Regions from separate parts of the Homo sapiens genome. Here region 2 is linked to region 1. Evidence: read pairs that join two places in POLR2A ChIA-PET (ENCODE). Cell type or tissue: GM12878. All regions are shown on one strand. Links, peaks and the distances in the headings refer to the core of each region. The heading gives the core; the rest is flanking DNA. Region 1 has its middle 7.1 kb from the start of ABHD16B. Region 2 overlaps ZGPAT (zinc finger CCCH-type and G-patch domain containing).

Region 1 (12,728 bases), core at 3,994-7,993:
CTTTCTCGCTCCTGGGTCGAGCCCCCACTCCCAGGCTGCGCCTCCCTCTTTTCTGGAGAGGTATCTTTTCTCCTGCCCTGGAAAGGGCCAGCCCACCTGAGGGCAGGGTCGGAAGCCGCCTGCCAGGAGGAGCCCCAGGGAAGAGGGCAGCTCCAGGTACTCAACAGCTCCCCAGACCAGAAACAAACATGCTACAATCAGGGAGTTTGGCAAATCCAGCCAGAGCCTCTGAGCCCAGGTGCCAGGCCCGCCTGGGACCCCAGCCTTCTGGGGAAGGGGTAGTTTCAGGCTGAAGCACCCCCTCTCTGCTCTCCTGCTCAGCGTCTGGGTTAGAGGCACTGCCTGACCCTAACAGGCCCCGCCCCTAGTTGGGGGAGTCAGCTGCTGCCTTTAGGGGTTGGGGGACAGAAGACAGGGACCAATTAACAAAGGGAGCGATTTGGGGGGCTATTACCCCCATTCTAGGTTGCCAGATAAAATACAGAATAATATGCCAGTTAAATTGGAATTACAAATAAACAAATACTTTTTGGGTATAAGTATGTTCCAACTTCTGCTTGAGACATTATTTTAAAATTGTTTATCTGAAATTCAAATTTAACTGGATATCCTGTTTTTTCTGTTTGTTTGTTTGTTTGTTTTTGAGACGGAGTCTCACTCTTGTCGCCCAGGCTGGAGTGCAATGGTGCAATCTCAGCTCACTGCAACCTCTGCCTCCTGGGTGTTCAAGCAATTCTCCTGCCTCAGCCTCCCAAGTAGCTGGGATTACAGGTGCCCGCCACCATGCCCGGCTAACTTTTTGTACTTTTAGTAGAGATGGGGTTTCACCACGTTGGTCAGGCTGGCCTCTAACTCCTGACCTCAGGTGGATCACCCGCTTTGGCCTCCCAAAGTGCTGGGATTACAGGCAGGAGCCACCGCACCCGGTCTAGATATACCCTGTTTTTAAATTTGTTTTTGTTTTGCTAAATCTGGCAGTCCTACCCCCAGGCACACACACAGTTGAGATCCAGATTTTCCTGGTTATCCAGCTTTGATCTCCGATTGGCTACTGTGCTCATTGGTCAAAGCCTGAGGACAAAGAGGGTGTCTCAGGGTCCACTGGTGCACCTGTCACACCATCCTTTCCACTGGGTCCTGGGCAGCAACAGGAGCCCTGCCCCAGGAGGAAACACACAGGGTACTGCCCCTGCAGCCAAGGGATGGGCAAGGCTTCCCCTGGGGATTGGTGGTTCTGGTCCTGCTCAAGTGTCCACCCCTGACCCTGTGGGGAAAGGAGCCTGGTGGATAGGGGTGGGGATGGAAACTTCTGCAGAGGGTGGGAGATGATTCCTTTCCCAGGAGCCTCTTTCATAAACTCAGCGGCTGCCTACTCTAGGCAGGTTGGGGCTGTGGGCCCAAAGGCTACCGGCCCATTTTGTGTGAGACCACAGGAGTGAACCCAGCAGCAGAGCCGAAGTTCTGACAGGAGGTGTCCCTGCCACCTCAGTTCAGATCCTGGCAGCGGCAGGAGTCCTGGAGGACTGTCCACGCAGGATGTTGGACGCACTAAACCTTATTTTGATTCCCCTGAGCAGATCCTGCTTGGAGGAGCCTCGTCCTCCTGGGGGCAGTCTCCCAGCTTGATCTGCTCTGGGACTTGTTTGGAAATGCAGGCTTTTCTTTAGCCAGGCCCACCTGCCCTTAGCTTCCCCCACAACAACCCACCCACACACACACACAGAGCAGGAAGTTCTTGAGAGGAGGAGGGGAGAGCCTGGGACCGGATTCTGAGGGGCAGAGGTCAGCGGGCTGGAGCCGCTGGCCCCCAGGGGTTCCATGCCTCATCCTGTGTCTGGCCCAGCCCCTGATCCCACCAGCCCACGGGAGTCCAAGTGCCCCAGAACCCCCGGCTCTGTTGAGACAGGAAAGCATGTGACAGGAAGGGAGCTGTCCCCTCTCCAGAAGAGCCCCCAGACGACCAGCTGCAGCAGCCATGACCTCTTGTGCCTCCACCGCCATCAGCTCAGGGAAGTGTCCACAAGGTGGAGGTGGGGGCTGTGTCCCTGCTGATCTGTTTGTGGAGGCAACCCCCACCTCCACCCCGGTGCCCTCCACGCCGACATCTGAGCGTGCACCCACCCCCACAGGGCCTGCCAGTCTCTGAGCCCTCCACCCCTTGGTTCCCACCCTCCTGCATTGGGCCCTCCTGCACTGGGGCAGGGCTCTCCCCCTGGCCAGTCCTGCCAACCCTCCTGCACTGAACCCTCCCTGGAGGCCCTTGATTTATGCCAGTGGAGCCTGCAGAGCCAACCTTGGAGAAGGAAGGAGAGGAGAGAGAGAAAACCAGTCCCAGAGGCCGGAGGGGCAGGAACCAGGATCAGAGCCCCTGGCAGAGGGCATCCGTCAGGGAGTGAGCCGACCCCAGCAGCCCTGGACTCAGGGAGCAGTGCCCAGGCCTTGGGAAAACTGAGGCTACCCTGGTGGGTGCGGGAGCTGAGTCTGCACAAACGCCTCTGCTCAGGAAATGGGGTGCAGGGAAGGTGGGGGTGGCTTGGAGCCCAAGGACAGGAGGGGATGCTTCCTGGAGGACGCAGGGTCAGGAGAAGGGGCGGAAATGGCCAAGACAGCTGCTGAACATCTGGAGTCACAGAGAATTAATTGCTCAGAGCCCTCAAGGACGGTGGGGTTGGTGGGGGAGTGGCGTACACTGGAGCCTTCTCCGTCCTGGCTCCCTGCAGGGCCTGTGCTCTGGGCCTCTCTCCTGCCCGGGATGAAGGACACCAGTGAGCAGCCCTCCCCAGAGTACCCCCCAACACCCATCCCAGTACACACCCCTGGGGGCCATGCTATGTATATGTGGAGGGCTCACTGTCCTCCCTGCCTACAAGCACTGCCACTGCAGCCTCCGGCCCCCCGACACTGGCATTTGGCTCCTCCCCAGGCCTGTTCCCCGTCTCCTGTGGGAATGAGCCAGGGTCTCTCCAGAATCCTTGACACAGTGCCCTGCATTGTCAGGGGAGGGAGTGGGGACAGCTCCCCACATCAAGGTAAAGTCTGGGTTGGGGTCAAGAGCCCTGCAGGGGCCAGGCCTGGTGGGTCGAGCCTACAGTTCCAACCACTTGGGTGACTGAAGCGGGAGGATTGCTTCAGGCCAGGAGTTCAAGGCTGCAGTCAGCTATGATCGCACTGCTGCACTAAAAAAAAAAAAAAGTCCTGCTGGCCTGTGTGATGTAGGCTGAATTCTTCTGGGGCAGTCTGCACCATTTCTGCAGACTCCAGTGCAGAAATGGTAGATCGTCCCCTGGGCCCCATACACACACTTTGAAGGGTATGTTCAAGGCCCAGGCTCACCCCGGCTTGGAAGACCCTAGAGCAGGGTCCTTTCTCTCACTGCAATAACCAGTTTTTGATATAAGTGCTCATTTTTGTTATTCGAAATGTAACATTCTCATCATACACAGTGACGCAGGGATGTGAAGCGATTAACCGTTCTTCCCACACTCCTCGTAGACATCCAGACTTGCTAGTCGGGACCGTGTCTTTCTCACCTTCCATTTGCCTACAAACATATACGTACAGAGAGTCTTATCTAGGGGTCTTCTGTCACTGGCTCGTACAGAAACAGACCTGGTGTTCATGTCACTCTGCAGCAGGCTTGCTCTTCTCCGAGGTGTGTCCTGAGCGCCACTGCAGTCTCGCAGCACAGGCCTGCAAATGCCCCCAGGGTTCCTGCCCTGGCACCACTGTGTCCACTTCTGCTGTCGGACACACGGGCTCCAGACCTCTCCCCGCTGCAGACACAGGGCATCGCGCACTTTTGTTCAAGGACCCTGGCCTCTAGGGGCTTTTCTTTTCTTCTTTTCTTTTCTTTTTTTTTTTGAGACGGAGTCTCGCTCTGTCGCCCAGGCTGGAGTGCAGTGGCATGTTCTCAGCTCACTGCAAGCTCCGCCTCCCGGGTTCACGCCATTCTCCTGCCTCAGCCTCCCAAGTAGCTGGGACTACAGGCGCCCGCCACCACGCCCGGCTGATTTTTTGTATTGTTAGTACAGACGGGGTTTCACCGTGTTAGCCAGGATGGTCTCGAGCTCCTGACCTCGTGATCTGCCCACCTTGGCCTCCCAAAGTGTTGGTATTACAGGCGTGAGCCACCGCGCCCGGCCCCAAGGGGGTATTCTTAAAGCCAAGAGCTTTGCCCCAGTTGCTTTTCCACAGGTTGTGGTTGTGTCGCCTGCCAGTCTTTGAGGGAGCTTCTCCGCAGGCTCTTCTGCCACGCCGGCGGCTCCGTGCTTTTCTCTGTATTTTTATTGGTCCCTCTGTGTTGTATATTCAGCAAATACCGATCCCGGCCTCTGACCAGGCCGGCACCAGCAGCCATTCCGCCCCGTGAGGCGATCCGCTCCGGCTTTTCACGCGTTGCCCCTCGGAGACCCTCACCTGGGGGGGCGCGTGGTGACCAGATGGAAAACACAGCCTGTATCTCGGACAGTCAGCCCCGGGTGTGGGTGAGGAGGGGGGATGACGCTGGGCCTGGATTGGGGGACACATGGAAAGGGTGGGGGTCCCTTGGCTCTTGGCCTAAGAGCCAGTTTGGTGCTTCCTGGCCCCTGCATTTGGCCTCTCCAGCCTGCGTCCCAGGTGGACCAGGGGCCCAGCCCAGAGGGCCTAGGATGTGTTTCCCCACAGGAGTCTCTCGTGAGGATTCCGACTCCACCAGGGGTCCCAAGTCCACGGGAGGCCACAGAAGTTGCCCCTTTTTCCTGGCTCCCCCAAGTCGTGGAACCATCGAAAATCCCTCAGGGCGACGGCCCGTGTGCCCCTGCACCTTCTCCCCTCCCCGTCTCCACCGCACCTGCAGCTCGGGTGGTGGGTGGTGGGGACGGGCCGCAAGCAGGCAGCGGAGTGGTCAGAAGGACTGGAGACCCAGCCCTCCCTCCCTGCGCCCAAAGACCGAGGGAGGCGCGCCCAGCTTGTGTCAGCAGGGGTGGGGTGGTCGCTGGCAGCCAAGTCAAGGTCCTTGGTGGGGACCCCGGCGAGCTGGATGCGCAGCCCACCCCCAGCCCTTCCTTCCTGGGGTGGGTGGCTCCCAGCTGCCGGGTGGGTGGGCTGAAAGCCGGCATCTGCCAGGGTCCGGGCGTCTGTGCTGTGAGCTCAGGGACCGGGGCTCCTTCAAGGCCCTAGATCTGGGGGAGCCTCCGGCCCTGAAGCTGGGCTGGGCGGCGGTCCCTGGATGCCTGAGAGTAGAGGAGGAGGGGAGGGGAGGGGAGAGGAGAGCCAGTCCGGGACAGGATGGACAGACTTCGGGCATGCAAGGTCACCATGAACCCGGGTTCTGGCTGGCAGGAGAGGAGGAAGCTTCGTCCGGGGTCCCCACTGCCCTGCGGCCACAGCTCGGGGAGGAAGCTTCGTCCGGGGCCCCCACTGCCCTGTGGCCACAGCTGGGTGGTGGAAGCTTCATCCAGGGTCCCCGCTGCCCTGTGGCCACAGCTGGGGGGAGGGCACAGTTCTTGGGCCGCGCCTCCCCGCACTTCCCGAGCTGGGTCTGAGTGGATCTAGGTTGCAGCCCTGGCGGCTCCTTCTAAATCACTTGTGCAGATTAAAAACGGCAACTGTCCCAGAGCTGACCCCAGGGGACCCTGAAAGCTGCCCCCCGCCCCCCAGGCACTCTCTGTTCTCAGCGTCTGCCGGACTCTGGGGCGGCTGCTTCTAGGTCCCCGCCCCCAATACCTCCGCCCAGGCCGTCCCTGGGGAGCTGGCGCCAGGTCAAGCCCACCACAGCCCGAGGCCTGGACAAGGAGCCCCTTCTCCTTTATGGCCCCTCCCCTCCCGCCCCCCTTCCAGTTGGAAAGTGGGGAGGAAGGAAGAGAGGAAAGGAGTAAGAAAGAGAGGCTGTCCCGAGGGGTCCCGCAGGGGTGCCCCCACCACGGTTCCTGTCGCTTCTCTGACTGGGACTGACTCCGTGGCCAGGCCACCGAAACCCACAGGCACCAAGCAGAGACGCAGGTACCCCTAAAGGTGGCCCCTGCCTCAAGACAGGATCTGGGGGCCAGGAAGGTACCTGGGCCTTTGCCCTGAGCCAACCCAGGAAGGCAGTGGGACGGGCAGCATAGGAGCAGAGGAGGGGCTCTGCCAGGGCCTCCATTACCGCCTTGTGTCTCCCGTCCCAGCCCTGGGATCCGTGCTAATCACGGGGGCTGCCCACCCCTGCTGCTTTGAAGCTGCCCTGAGGGGAGGGGGGGCCAGCTGCCAGGGGTGCGTGTGCCCGCCCAGCCCCTCCAGCTGCGTGGGAGCCTGGACTGACCACAGGGCGGCCAGCAGCCTTTGAAGTACTGGGGTGCGGCCACAGGAAGTGGGCGGCAGCCCACCCAGGCCCTAAGCCCCACCTCCCCAGGGTAAGCGCCTGGTCCACCAACTGGGCTGGGAGCCCAGCCTGCAGCGTCCCCTCTGCACTCCAGGTGTGCCTGGGCTGGGGACTGCAGCCTCTCCCCCAACCCCTAGACCCAACCCCAGCCCCAGTTTAGCCCAGGCTCCTTCAGGGCGGCAGTGGGGCCAGGAACTGGGCCCTCTCCCTCAGCTAAAAATAGCAGGCCTCAGGCTTTGTGGAAAGCCCCTGGGGCGGAGGAGGAAGGAGCAGGCCAGGAGCTGGGGCTGCAAGGAGGGAGGCCTTGCAGGAAGTGCCCGGGTGCCCAGGCCGCCCCAGCAAAGGCTCCTGGTCAGCCGCTCAGCCCCCTGGAAAGTCCCAGGCAGTGCTGACCTGAGTGGAGGGTGAGGGTGGCTGACCTGAGTGGAGACAGGGACCAGGAGGGTGAGGGTGGATGACCTGAGTGGAGACAGGGACCAGGAGGGTGAGGGTGGATGACCTGAGTGGAGACAGGGACCAGGAGGGTGAGGGTGGCTGACCTGAGTGGAGGCCGGGACCAGGAGGGTGAGGTTGGATGACCTGAGTGGAGACAGGGACCAGGAGGGTGAGGGTGGATGACCTGAGTGGAGACGGGGAGCAGGAGGGTGAGGGTGGCTCACCTGAGTGGAGGCCGGGACCAGGAGGGTGAAGGCGGCTGGAGCCTGTCACATTCCAGGTGGGCTTCCCCTTCCACCAGCTGATGTCCTTCTGGGCCTGGGTGGTCTCCCACCATGGATACCAGGAGGGCAGGATGAAGGCAGTTCTCCCTACCTCAGTCATTCTCTGCATCTGGTGATGACCTGATCTCCCCACCTTCCCCCTTTACCATCCCTAACGGGAATCATTCATTCGGCGGACGTATGTCACGGGCCTGCTGGGCTGGACGAAGCACTGGCCGGTCCCATCCTTGCCCTCAGGGTATTTGCTGTGAGCAAGTAGGGATTTAACCCAAAGAGGGGTTTTATTTTATTTTATTTTTATTATTTATTTATTTATTTGAGACGGAATCTCGCTCTGTCGCCCAGACTGGTGTGCAGTGGCGCCATCTCGGCTCACTGCAAGCTCCGCCTCCCGGTTTCAAGCCATTCTCCTGCCTCAGCCTCCCAAGTAGCTGGGACTACAGGCGCCCCTCACCATGCCCGGGTAATTTTTGTATGTTTAGTAGACACGGGGTTTCACCATGTTGGCCAGGATGGTCTCAAACTCCTGACCTCAGGTGATCCACCCACCTCGGCCTCCAAAAGTGCTGGGATTACAGGCATGAGCCACTGAGCCTGGCCTATTTTATGTTTTAATTTTATTTATTTATTTATTTTGAGACAGAGTTTGTTCTGTTGCCCAGGCTGGAGTGCAGTGGCGCGATCTCCGCTCACTGCAACCTCTGCCTCCTGGGTTCAAGCAATCCTCCTGCTTCAGCCTCCCGAGTAGCTGAGATTACAGACTCGTGCCACCAACTCCTGACCTCAGGTGATTCTCCCACCTCAGCCTCCCAAAGTGTTGGGATTACAGCCATGAGCCAATATGCCTGGCCTAATTTTTGTATTTTTGGTAGAGACGGGGTTTCACCATGTTGGCCATGGTTGCCCAGGCTGGTCTCAAACTCCTGACGTCAGGTGATCCACCCACCTTGGCCTCCCAAAGTGCTGGGATTACAAGTGTGAGCCACCACACCCAGCCTAATTTTTGTATTTTTAGTAAAGACAGGGTTTTACCATGTTGGTCAGGCTAGTCTCGAACTCCTGACCTCAGGTGATCTGCCCACCTCAGCCTCCCAAAGTGCTGGGATTATAGAAATGAGTCACTGCGCCCGGCCAAGAAGGGTTTTGCAGGAAGCAAACACCAGCAGCTGCCATCCTGGAGGGGAGGTGGATCAGGAGCTGAGACCAGAGAGATGGGTAGGAATTCACCCTGTGAATTAGGCTGTGGAGTTGGGGCTGACCCTGGGAGAGGCCCTAGTGCTGAAGGAATAAGAACAGAGGCCAGAGTGGCTGGGACCTTAGGGACCAGGAGGAATGAGGCTAGGGATGGGGAGTGGGGAGATGGGTAGGGCTTTGCAAACTGGTGCAAGGAGTTGGAAAGGAAGCCAATTTTTTTTTTTTTTTTTTTTTTTGAGACGGAGTCTCGCTCTGTCACCAGGCTGGAGTGCAGGGGCGCCATCTCGGCTCACTGCAACCTCTGTCTCCCTCGTTTAAGTGCTTCTCCTGCCTCAGCCTCCTGAGTGGCTGGGAATACAGGCGTGTGCCACCACGCCCGGGTAATTTTTGTATTTTTTTTTTTTTTTTTTTTGAGATGTAGTCTCGCCCTGTCACCCAGGCTGGAATGCAGTGGCGCGATCTCGGCTTACCACAACCTCCACCTCCAGGGTTCAAATGATTCTCCTGCCTCAGCCTCCCCAGTAGCTAGGATTACAGGCACACGCCACCACACCCAGCTAATTTTTATATCTTTAGTAGAGACGGGATTTCAGCATGTTGGTCAGGCTGGTCTTGAACTCCTGACCTTGTGATCCGCCCACCTCGGCCTCCCAAAGTTCTGAGATTACAGGTGTGAGCTACCGTGCCCGGCCTAATTTTCGTATTTTTAGTAGAGATGGGGTTTCACCATGTTGGCCAGGCTGGTCTCAATCTCTTGACCTCGTGATCCGCCCACCTCAGCCTCCCAAAGTGCTGGGATTACAGGCGTGCGCCACCGTGCCCGGCTGAAAGGAAGCCACTTCTAAGAAGCTCCTGAAAATTTCTCAGCTAAACATTTCTCAGCTCCTGTCTGCATGTCAGCGAGGTAATGGGTGGTAAATGCTGGTGGGAAGGCTGGAGAGCAGGGAACAGCTTAACATACAAACCATCCAGAGACTAAGTCCGGAGTGCTTGGGAAAGACCACGGCGTGCAGCGGGTGGGGACTGAGTGGATAGACGTCTCCGTTTGCCAGGTGTGGACTCCCCAGGACCGGGTGCAGCAGAACGTCCAGACATGGGTTTTGGGTGGCCCCCATCTTCCTGGCTTGATTTTCCCTACAATGGGCAGTGGTTTAGGTGCTGGCAAGGCTGAAGTTCTCAGAAGGGTGCCACAAAAGGAGGGACATTTGAAGACTTCCCACATTTTCGAGAGAGTGACTAAGAGTGGACCACAAAATCTGAACTGGATAAGAAGGAAGCCAAAGAAAGGGGAAGGCCGCCTGTTTTGGAGAAAGGAGGGTTGTCCTGGAGCGAAGCGCTTGGTGAGGTGTAACAGCCGGGGAGGGGGGCAGTTGCACCACAGAGGGGGAAACTGCAAGTAGTCATTTCAGAGTGCGTGGGTTTTGGTGACAGCTGGCTCCAAGGTGTGAGTGAGCATGGGTGCCTGAAGTAGGGGGAAGTGGAGGGGCCACATGACATCTCCCCAGGTGAGTTCAGTTTCAAGGAGGGCTGAAGCAGGCGTCTCCAGGCTATGTGAGGTCTTCCCCATTACGACCATCCACCCACGGCTGCATCACTGCTGACGGCCGCGGTCGCTGCCACCTCATTTACCGCAGTCACCGTTGGCATCTTCTGTGGTGCCTCCAGCCCATCGTCACCTCCCCATTGGCATCACCAGGACCCACTGTCCTGGCACCGCTGCCATCCACCCATTCACCCAGTGGGTGAGTGTCTGTTCAGAAGATCCTCCAGGCGAGCAGTCGTGTTGAGCTCTGGTCACTGCAGCAAGCAGCACAGGCAAGGTCCTTGCTCTTAGGGATGCAGTCATGGGGTGACCAAAACATATAAAGAGATTCAGGCCGGGTGCGGTGGCTCACGCCTGTAATCCCAGCACTTTGGGAGGCCGAGGCGGGCGGATCACGAGGTCAGGAGATCGAGACCATCCTGGCTAACACGGTGAAACCCCATCTCTACTAAAAATACAAAAAATTAGCCGGGCGTGGTGGCGGGCGCCTGTAGTCCCAGCTACTCGGGAGGCTGAGGCAGGAGAATTGCTTGAACCCGGGAGGAGGAGGTTGCAGTGAGCCCAGATCGCGCCACTGCACTCCAGCCTGGGCGACAGAGAGAGACTCCGTCTCAAAGAAAAAAAAAAAAAGAGATTCAGGAAAGGAGACGTAGCGTGACTCAGCATCCCGCGCCCAGGTATTTACCCAGAAGAGATGAAACACGTCCGCAGGAAGACTCGCCTCAAACCTTTGTAGCAGCAGCGTTCGCAAAGCTGAGAAAACCAAGTATCCATCAGCTGGCGAGTGGATAAGCGAACAGTGGCTCATCCCTACGGTGGGAAGACAAGGCCGCCGCTACGGGGTGAATCCCAAAAACAGGATGCTAAGTGAGAGAAGCCACACACAAAAGACCACGTGCTTAGGGCCTCCTTTACGTGAAATCCTAGCAAAGGCCAAACTATCCTTACAGAAAGCAGATGCGTGGTCGGTCGGCGGGGCAGGGGACCCGGCGGCAGCGGAGGTGGCAGATGCGTGGTCGGTCGGCGGGGCAGGGGACCCGGCGGCAGCGGAGGTGGCAGATGCGTGGTTGGTTGGCGGGGCAGGGGACCCGGCGGCAGCGGAGGTGGTTTCCTGCTTTCCCTTTGTCCAGGCTCTTCAAGTAGGATGCTTAAAATTGGTAAATATCGTTGTATGTAAAATTATGCTTCAATAAAACTCAATTTTTATTTTTATTTTATTTATTTTTATTTTTATTTTTATTTTTGAGACGGAGTCTCGCTCTGCCGCCCAGGCTGGAGTGCAGTGGCGCGATCTCGACTCACCGCAAGCTCTGCCTCCCGGGTTCCCGCCATTCTCCTGCCTCAGCCTCCCTAGTAGCTGGGACTACAGGCGCCCACCACCACGCCCGGCTAATTTTTTGTATTTTTAGTAGAGACGGGGTTTCACCATGTTAGCCAGGATGGTCTCGACCTCCTGACCTTGTGATCCGCCTGCCTCGGCCTCCCAAAGTGCTGGGATGACAGGCGTGAGCCACCGCGCCCGGCAAAACTCAATTTTTAAAAACATGTAAAGATTTTGAGTCGAACCTCAAAAAACACAACGGGAGAGGTGGCGGAGGAAGGAGACGGCGTCCCTGGCAGAGGTGTCATCTGGAGCACCTCACTTCGGGGCAAGCATTCCTGTTGTTTGGATGCGGGGAGCAGAAATCCTGGGTCAAATGGTGACTGTGCCCACGATCCCCTCTGGTAATTTTAACTCCTAGGGAAACAGAGGCAAATTGACACTCAAGGTCTGTGTTGAGGTCATTCTTTTTTTTTTTTTTTTTTTTTGAGACGGAGCCTTGCTCTGCCACCCAGGCTGGAGTGCAGTGGTGTGATCTCGGCTCACTGCAAGCTCCGCCTCCCGGGTTCAAGCAATTCTCCTGCCTCAGCCTCCTGAGTAGCTGGGATTACAGGTGCGCGGCACCACACCGGCTAATTTTTTTTTGTATTTATAGTTGAGACGGGGGTTTCACCATGTTGGGCAGGCTGGTCTCGAACTCCTGACCTCAGGTGATCCACCCACTTCGGCCTCCCGAAGTGCGGGAATTAAGGTGTGAGCCGCCGCGCCCGGCCTTTGGTCATTCGTTTGAAAGGCTGCTTTTAGATGACATTTAGCATCATTTGCTGCTCAGGTGATTGGGACAGACTCTGGCAGAAGCGCTCACAGATGACCAGCCAGCTGGCGTGTTGGGCAAGAAGTTGCAGCCAGGAGATCATGTGGGAGCAGGGGTGGAACCCTCCAGGCCTCCCAGACCGGCAGGGTCTCCTGGGTCCTGGCTGAACCGGTGAGGTGAGCGCAGGAGGTCTTTCTCCTTCTAGTGCCTTCAGGCCCCTCCAGGGTCCCTCATCTTCCAGGGCAGTGAGCAGAGGTCGGGTTCTACTGCTGCTCAGCCCCCAGGAGCTGGGGTCCCCATGGCTGTCACCCCATCGACTGTCCCTGGGCTTCCTGTCCTGGGCCTGGGAGGGCCAGGGCCAGCCTGAGGCCTCTCCTGGAGGTGGCGACCCCAAGATTTGCAGAGCTGAGGACAAACCCAGGCCTGCCGGTGCCTCCCACACACGTGGGGCCCCTGGGGGCGGGGGCGGCCATTCCACTCCGGCCATGACAGGCCTCATCCGCCAACACCTCCAGCCCCCACTGGAGGTGACCTGGACTGTCTGTGGACACTGCTGGCTGAGGGTGGAACTGGTGAGCCCCAGGCCCCAGTGACCCTTTCCCCCGTGGCCTTGCCCGGGGCTGGGAACCTCCGGACTGGGCGTCCTGTGTCCTGCCGAGAGGATGTCCTGTCCCCTCCCCTGCCCTCCGCATTCCTCTAGGAGCTGCCCTGGGCCTCCTGGGGTGGAGGTGGGGTGTGAGGTGGAAGCTAGCCCCTGCCCCTCACCCTGGCACCTGAGCCCCAATTCTCCCAGCCCC
Region 2 (7,208 bases), core at 850-4,849, 120 kb after region 1:
CCTCCCACATATATACACACACACGCACACGCATACACACACCCCTCTGGAGAGCTGGACACTGCCCACCAGTTCCCATTCCCGAAACTTCCATGCTGGCTGTCTGGACACAACCTCTGTCTGCCAGGATCCCAGGCACCCAGGTCCCAAGTCTGAGAAGCCATGCAGAGGAGCTGCCCCTCCTGCACTCCAGGCCCCATCAGTTGGTCATTTTCTGTGACTTCCTCGGCAACTCCAGGCCCCTCCTCTCCCATGGCCACAGCCACGACCATGGCCTCCCATCAATGAGACTGTAGCTGTTGCACCCACACTCCTTGAAGATAAAGGCCGCCACGGATCTACCCCTACCCACACGGCCTCCTCAGGCACAGGTGGCACCCTCGCCGCAGTCACACACTCTCCAATAGTTTGGTTAGATGGTTGGTGCCCTCACCGGCCAGGAGCCTCTCAGGGTGACCCCACCTTCCTGGCTCCTGGGCTCCGCAGCTGCTGCCATACCTCTGGCATAGCTGGAGTCACCCGTACCGTCGCTGTCTGAGTCGGACTCTGTGGCCTCTGTGCGCAGTGGGGGCAGGATGCCGTCCCCCTCCACCACGGCCTCCCTCAGCAGCAGCGAGTCAAACTTGACTGTGTAGTAGCCGTTGTCCACATCTGGGGGCAGAGACAAGCTGCAGGTCAGAATCCTTGACAGCAGGTGCCACTGAAGGGAACCACCCTGGACATGAGGAGCAAGGCAGGGCAGAGGCTGAGGGTAGGTGTGCTCATTTCGGGCCCAGAGCCAGAGTCCCGACACTCAACCCAAAGGAAGCAGGGAGCAGCCACACAGTGACAACACACGTGGGGCCTGGGAGGGTGTTCCCGGGAGGCCCCCACGGCCAGCCTCACCGGTGATGCGTGCTGCGTGCCAGAGGCCATCCTGGTGCTTGGCCAGACACGCAGAGCCGGCCTGCAGGGAGCTCAGGTCTGGGTCCTGGAAGGGGCGCAGCTCATCCAGAGAGACCACCTGCCCATGGGAGAACCTGCAGACAGAGCCGTAAGGGGCAGGGCTCAGACATGGGCCACCAGGGGCAAACCAACCCAGGAGCACTGACCCATCCGCCTGGGCACTGTCCTGAGGGAGACAGACACACACGCGTGCGTATACATACACACTCTCACACACTCACGCACACACATACACACGCACACATACACACACACATGCACACACTCACGCACACATACACACATGCACATATACACACGCACATACAGATACACATGCACACATACACTCACACATACACATATATACACACTTGTGCATATACATGCAGGCATATACACACACATGCATATACACACGTACACATACACGCATACGCACACGCGCATATACACATGTACACACACATGCACTCACACAGGCACACACAAGTACACATACACACGCATAAACATGCACTCACATGCATACACACACGCATATACATACGTACACAGGCATACACACACATATACAGACATACACATATACACATACACAAGTACACATGTATACACATGCATACACACATGCACACAGGCATATACACATGTACACACACATTAACACATGTACTCACACGTCATACACATACACAGAGACCCTGACACGCGTATAAACATGCACTCACACATGAACTCATGCAAATACAGATGCAGTCATACATGGATATACGCACACGCCATCTCACCCACACGCGCGCACACGTGCCCTCACCCACACACATACGCCCTCACCCACACACATGCGCACACAAGCACCCTTACCTACACACATGCGCACACATCTCTCACCCACACACACGCACACACAGGCCCTCACCCACACACATGCGCGCACACACACCCTGACACATGCACACACACACCTCACCCACACACGTGCACACACATGCCCCCTCACCCACACACATGCACACACACACGCCCTCACCCACACACATGCGACCTCTCATCCACACACACGTGCACGCACACATGCACCCGCACCCAAACATGCACACACAGATGCACCCGCACCCACACATGCACACACATATGCAGTCACCCACACGCGCACACACATGCACCCTCACGTGTAGACTGTCACGTGCACTCACTCATATATGCATATACACATACATGCACACACATGGCATGCATATACACACATGCATATACACACTCACACTTGCATACACACGTAGTCTCTTGGTATCCATGGGAAACCCCCTGTGCAAACCAAAATCCAAGGATGCTCAAGTCCCTTATATATAATGACATAGTGTTTGCATATAACCTACGCACATCTTCCCACGTACTTTAAATCATCCCTAGATTACTTGCAGTACCTAATACGATGTAAATGCTATGTAAATAGTTGTTATACAGTGTACAGACGCAGCCATCCTTTTCTTCCCCAATTATTTTCAACTCGAGATTGGTTGAAATGATGGATATGGAACCTGCAGATACCAAGGGCCAACTGTACACTTTACACACGTATGCACACACAATCTCACACACACAAAGGGCCAACTGTACTTTACACACATATGCACACACAATCACACACAGGGCCAACTGTACACTTTACACACATATGCACAATCACACACACACCAAGGGCCAACTGTACACTTTACACATGTATGCACATGCACACATACACACACCAAGGGCCAACTGTACACTTTACACACGTATGCACACAATCACACACACACCAAGGGCCAATTGTACACTTTACACACGTATGCACATGCACACATACACACCAAGGACCAACTGTACACTTTACACACGTATGCACATGCACACATACACACACACCAAGGGCCAACTGTACACTTTACACACGTATGCACATACACAATCTCACACACACAAGGGCCAACTGTACACTTTACACATGTATGCACATGCACACACACACACAGTCTCACACACATCACACACACAGACACCCGCATTCTCTCTCGGGATGGACTTGGCTGCTCCAGAATATGCCCCGTGTGTCCCATCGCCTCTGCTGGAGTCACAGTGTGGCAGCAGCCTTCTGACAGCAGCTCCCACAGCCTCACTACTGCACAGGCCACAGCACCAGTGCATCAAGGCAGATGTGCTGGGGGTGTGTATGTGCATGACTGAGTCCTCCCCCAAACTAGGAGAACCTGCTTATGAAATAGTGATGCCTTGACTTTTAGGCATCAGTGAACCAGTAAAATTAAAACCAAAACCGAGACACACACACACACACACACAGAGAGAGAGAGAGAGAGAGAGAGAGAGAGAGAGAGAGAGAGAGAGAGAATGAAGAGGAAATGTGGGGACAGACAGAACTGCAATCTTCAACTTTGCCAAATAAAGACATGAAAAACCAACCGCCATCCACTGCTGCCATGCCATCGTTTCAAAAAGGAAGTTCTTTCAACCCCACAAAAGCAACTGAGGGGCCAGGTGCAGCGGCTCACGCCTGTAATCCCAGCACTTTGGGAGGCCGAGACGGGTGGATCACGAGGTCAGGAGTTCGAGACTAGCTTGGCCAACATGGAGAAACCCGTCTCTACTAAAAATACAAAAATTAGCCGGGTGTGGTGGCGCGTGCCTATAGTCCCACCTACTCGGGAGGCTGAGGCACAAGAATCGCTTGAACCCGGGAGGCGGAGGTTGCAGTGAGCAGAGATTGTGTCACTGCACTCCAGCCTGGAAGACAGAGTGAGACTGTCTCAAAAAAACAAAAAAGGAGCAACTGAGGACAGGCCTTCAGCCCGTGACATGGAGCCAAGGCTGTCTTTCCAGTAGGAACGGGTGGGTGGAGCAGAGTGAGGTGGAACAGGGATTTTGTCTCATGCGTAGACAAAGGTGGCCTCGTACACCTCCCCAGGCCAGGATTTTGGGCGGTTCCTTCTAGTGCCTACTGTTCTTAGGCACACAGGGCCCTGCCAATGACCGGGGGCGCCAGGGGCTACAGGACTGTGCCTCAAATGCACTGCAGCAGAGACTGGCTGAAAGGAGACTGAGAACATGTTCAAAAAGAGAGGGTTAAACCCAGAGTGAATTCGATTAAATACGCCCCTTCAGCACACCCACACCATCATTAGTAAAACCTCTTCTAGAATATTTGACAATATTAAAAGCCTTGAAATTTGTAAACTCTTTAACCCAGAAAGTGCTTCTATTATTTTGTGTGTGTGTGTGTGTGTGTGTGTGTGCGCAGTAGAGTCTTGCTCTCTTGCCCAGGCTGAAGTGCATGGTAGGATCACAGCTCACTGCAACCTTGACCTCCTGGGCTCAAGCAATCCTCTTGCCTCAGCCTCCCAAGTGGCTGGGACTATGGGAGTGTGCCACCATGCCAGCTAATTTTTGAATCTTTTTGTTGAGCCAAGGTCTTGTCATGTTGGCCAGGCTGGTCTTGAACTCCTGGGCTCATGTAATCCTTCCGCCTCAGTGACATGATTTTTAAGGAGAATGTATGTAAAGATTTGGCCACAAAGATATTAACCAAATATGAAAAACTTGGAAATAACCTAAATTTCTAACCATGGAGAGAAGTTAATGGCATATCCATGAAGTTAACTGAAAACCAAGAGAACAGGCAAATCGATCAATGGAGCAAAAGAGAGCCTCCAGGAAGAGCCCCCCCTCACACAGAAAGCCTCGTGTGGCAGAGGAAGCATCACAGATGGGGTGCAAGGAGAAAGACGATGGATTTCACAAGAGAAAATTAAAAACTGGGTTTTCATACATAAAAGATCCCAACCCAATCACCTACCTCACAGCATTGACAGAAATACATTCCAGAATTAGTAAAGACTTAACCCTGAAAACAAACAACATCTAAAACTAAAAGAAGCTTCTGAGTTCCAGCCACACTCAAGTAGAGAGGTCGTTGAATCGAATATGGGCCGGGAGCGGTGGCTCACGCCTGTAATCCCAGCACTTTGGGAGGCTGAGGTAGGCGGATCACTTGAGGTCAGGAGTTTGAGACCAGCCTGGCCAACGTGGTGAAACCCCACCTCTACCAAAAATTTAAAAATGAGCCGGTGTGATGGCGTGCGCCTATAATTATGCTACTCGGGAGGCCGAGGCAGGAGAATCGCTTGAACCCAAAAGGCAGAGGTTGCAGTGAGCCAAGATCGCACCACTGCACTTCAGCCTGGGTGACGAAGTGAGACTCCATCTCAAAAAAAAAAAAAAAGAAAAAAAGAAAAAATAATCTAAAACTAGACAAAATTATCAAAACTCACTGATTTAGAACTTTTCAGAGTTCTGGAAACTGACCAAAGCTGAGAACTCACTGAGAAGAGATTCTTCTTGAAAAATGTTGGGCCTTGGGCCAGAATACTGGGAAGTCTACAGCCTTTGCACCTGGGGCTGCCCCTGGCTCCTACTCCTGAGTCAGCAAATCTGAGTGATTTACCAGGTCAAGGCTGGCTGCAAAAACCAGCAGCAGCAGAGGTGGATGTGGGACAGAAGGGAAAACCCAGGCCTCGTAGTTAAAAGTGGTGACTCGATAAACACTTACAAAGAAAACTGACAGCCCTGATCATTTGGGGCTGTGATCCCAGCTGGAGTGAGCACTGGGCCAGCCAGATACTTAACAGGAAGACTCTGAAAATGAGAGCCACAGAAGGGCTCAGCTCTCCCAGGAAGGGCCTGGCTCTTGAGGAAACCACTGCAGGTGTTGGGAGCTCCAAGAGAGGCCAGGGTGAAGTGAAAGCAAAGAGAGAGGGGCTGGCTGAACTCACAACGTGCTCTGAAACCACATGGTGTGGTGGGGAGCCTTTTGGGTTAGGAGTGTTTGAGCACACCCTCTTGCCCAAATCCCTGGCTGACCACTACCATATGCAAACACAGAAGCAACTGCTAGGAAGCCAGACTAAAAAATAGAATTTAAGGCCGTGCGTGGTGGCTCACACCTGTAATCCGAGCACTTTGAGAGGCCGAGGTGGGCGGATCACAAGGTCAGGAGATCGAGACCATCCTGGCTAACACGGTTAAACCTCATCTCCACTAAAAAAACAAAAAATTAGCCAGGCATGGTGGCACACATCTGTAATCCCAGCTACTTGGGAGGCTGAGGCAGGAGAATTGCTTGAACTCAGGAGGTGGAGGTTGCAGTGAGCTGAGATGGCACCACTGGCACTCCAGCCTAGGCAATACAGCAAGACTCCATCTCAAAAAAAAAAAAAAAAGAATTTAAAAATCTGAGCAGAGATATCAGAGGCTGCAGGGGTGGGTGGGCAAGTTTTGCAGTTTAAGTCCAAACAACTTAACTAAAACAAACAGAACACAAGACTCAGGAAAACAACTCAGAATCCAGACATAGATCATCTGAAATGTCCAGTATTCAACAAAAAAAATTATAAGACAGGTAAACAGGAAACCATGATCCATATTTAGGAAAAAAAGCAGTTGATATAATCTGACTCTGAGTGGGCCCAGATGTTGAGTTTAGCAAAGACTTCAAAGCAGCTACTATAAGTATGTTCAAATAATTAAATGAAAATATGATGGCAATGATTCAGGAAATAGAGAATCCTTTTTTTTTTTTTTTTTTTTTGAGACCGAGTCCCACTCTCTCACCCAGGCTGGAGTGCAGTGGCATGATCTCAGCTCAATGCACCTCCACCTCCCAAGTTCAAGCAATTCTCAGGCCTCAGTCTCTGGAGTAGCTGGGACTACAGGTGTGAGCTACTACGCCCAGCTAACTTTTATATTTTTAGTAGAGATGGGGTTTCACCATGTGCCTCACCTGAGGTCAAACGTTCAAAACCAGCCTGACCAATATTGAGAAACCCCGTCTCTACTAAAAATACAAAAATTAGCCAGGCGTGGTGTCATGAGCCTGTACTCCCTGCTACTTGGGAGGCTAAAACAGGAGAACTGCTTGAACCCAGAAGGCAGAGGGTTGCAGTGAGCCGAGATGGCACCACTGCACTCCAGCCTGGGCAACAGAGGCAGACTCTGTCTAAAAAAAAAAAGAAAAAAAGAAAAAAAAAAATCAAATGGAAATTCCAGAGTTAAAAAGGACAATCACTGAAAGGACATTTTTAGTGAATGTAGTGGGGAGGGCAGGATGAACAGGTAAAGTACAGAGAATGAGGTTGTGAAGCTTCTCTGTCTGATACCACAATAGTAGATGCCTGTCATTATACATGTGTCAAAGTCCATAGAATGTACACCACCAAGAGTTAGCCCTA

Evidence for each region. ChIA-PET counts read pairs that join two places held together with the same protein. Peaks named below come from ENCODE experiments on the same cell type or tissue, not always from the same donor. Only the 100,000 strongest peaks of a DNase experiment are listed, where the experiment ranks them.
Region 2: POLR2A ChIA-PET joins it to region 1 with 5 read pairs; 18 of 35 experiments call an interaction of 5 or more read pairs at or near these places.

The regions. Positions count from the first base shown.
Region 1 is chr20:63,848,001-63,860,728 of GRCh38, reverse strand. It overlaps C20orf181. Among named protein-coding and RNA genes, the nearest start is that of ABHD16B, 7.1 kb to the left of the region's middle. RefSeq lists silencers at 2,024-2,183, 6,083-6,132 and enhancers at 6,376-7,229, 9,404-9,503, 9,584-9,743. In GM12878, for the core only: no CTCF peak of the experiment used is centred there; no DNase peak of the experiment used is centred there; H3K27ac peaks cover 1,365 bases.
Region 2 is chr20:63,727,030-63,734,237 of GRCh38, reverse strand. ZGPAT (zinc finger CCCH-type and G-patch domain containing) reads right to left here. Exons shown (of 7, transcript NM_181485.3): 3 at 886-1,019; 4 at 499-651. Among named protein-coding and RNA genes, the nearest start is that of LIME1, 6.0 kb to the left of the region's middle. RefSeq lists enhancers at 1,346-1,888, 1,889-2,432, 5,130-5,629, 5,465-5,784. In GM12878, for the core only: no CTCF peak of the experiment used is centred there; a DNase peak (open chromatin) is centred at 3,287; H3K4me3 peaks cover 697 bases; H3K27ac peaks cover 2,572 bases.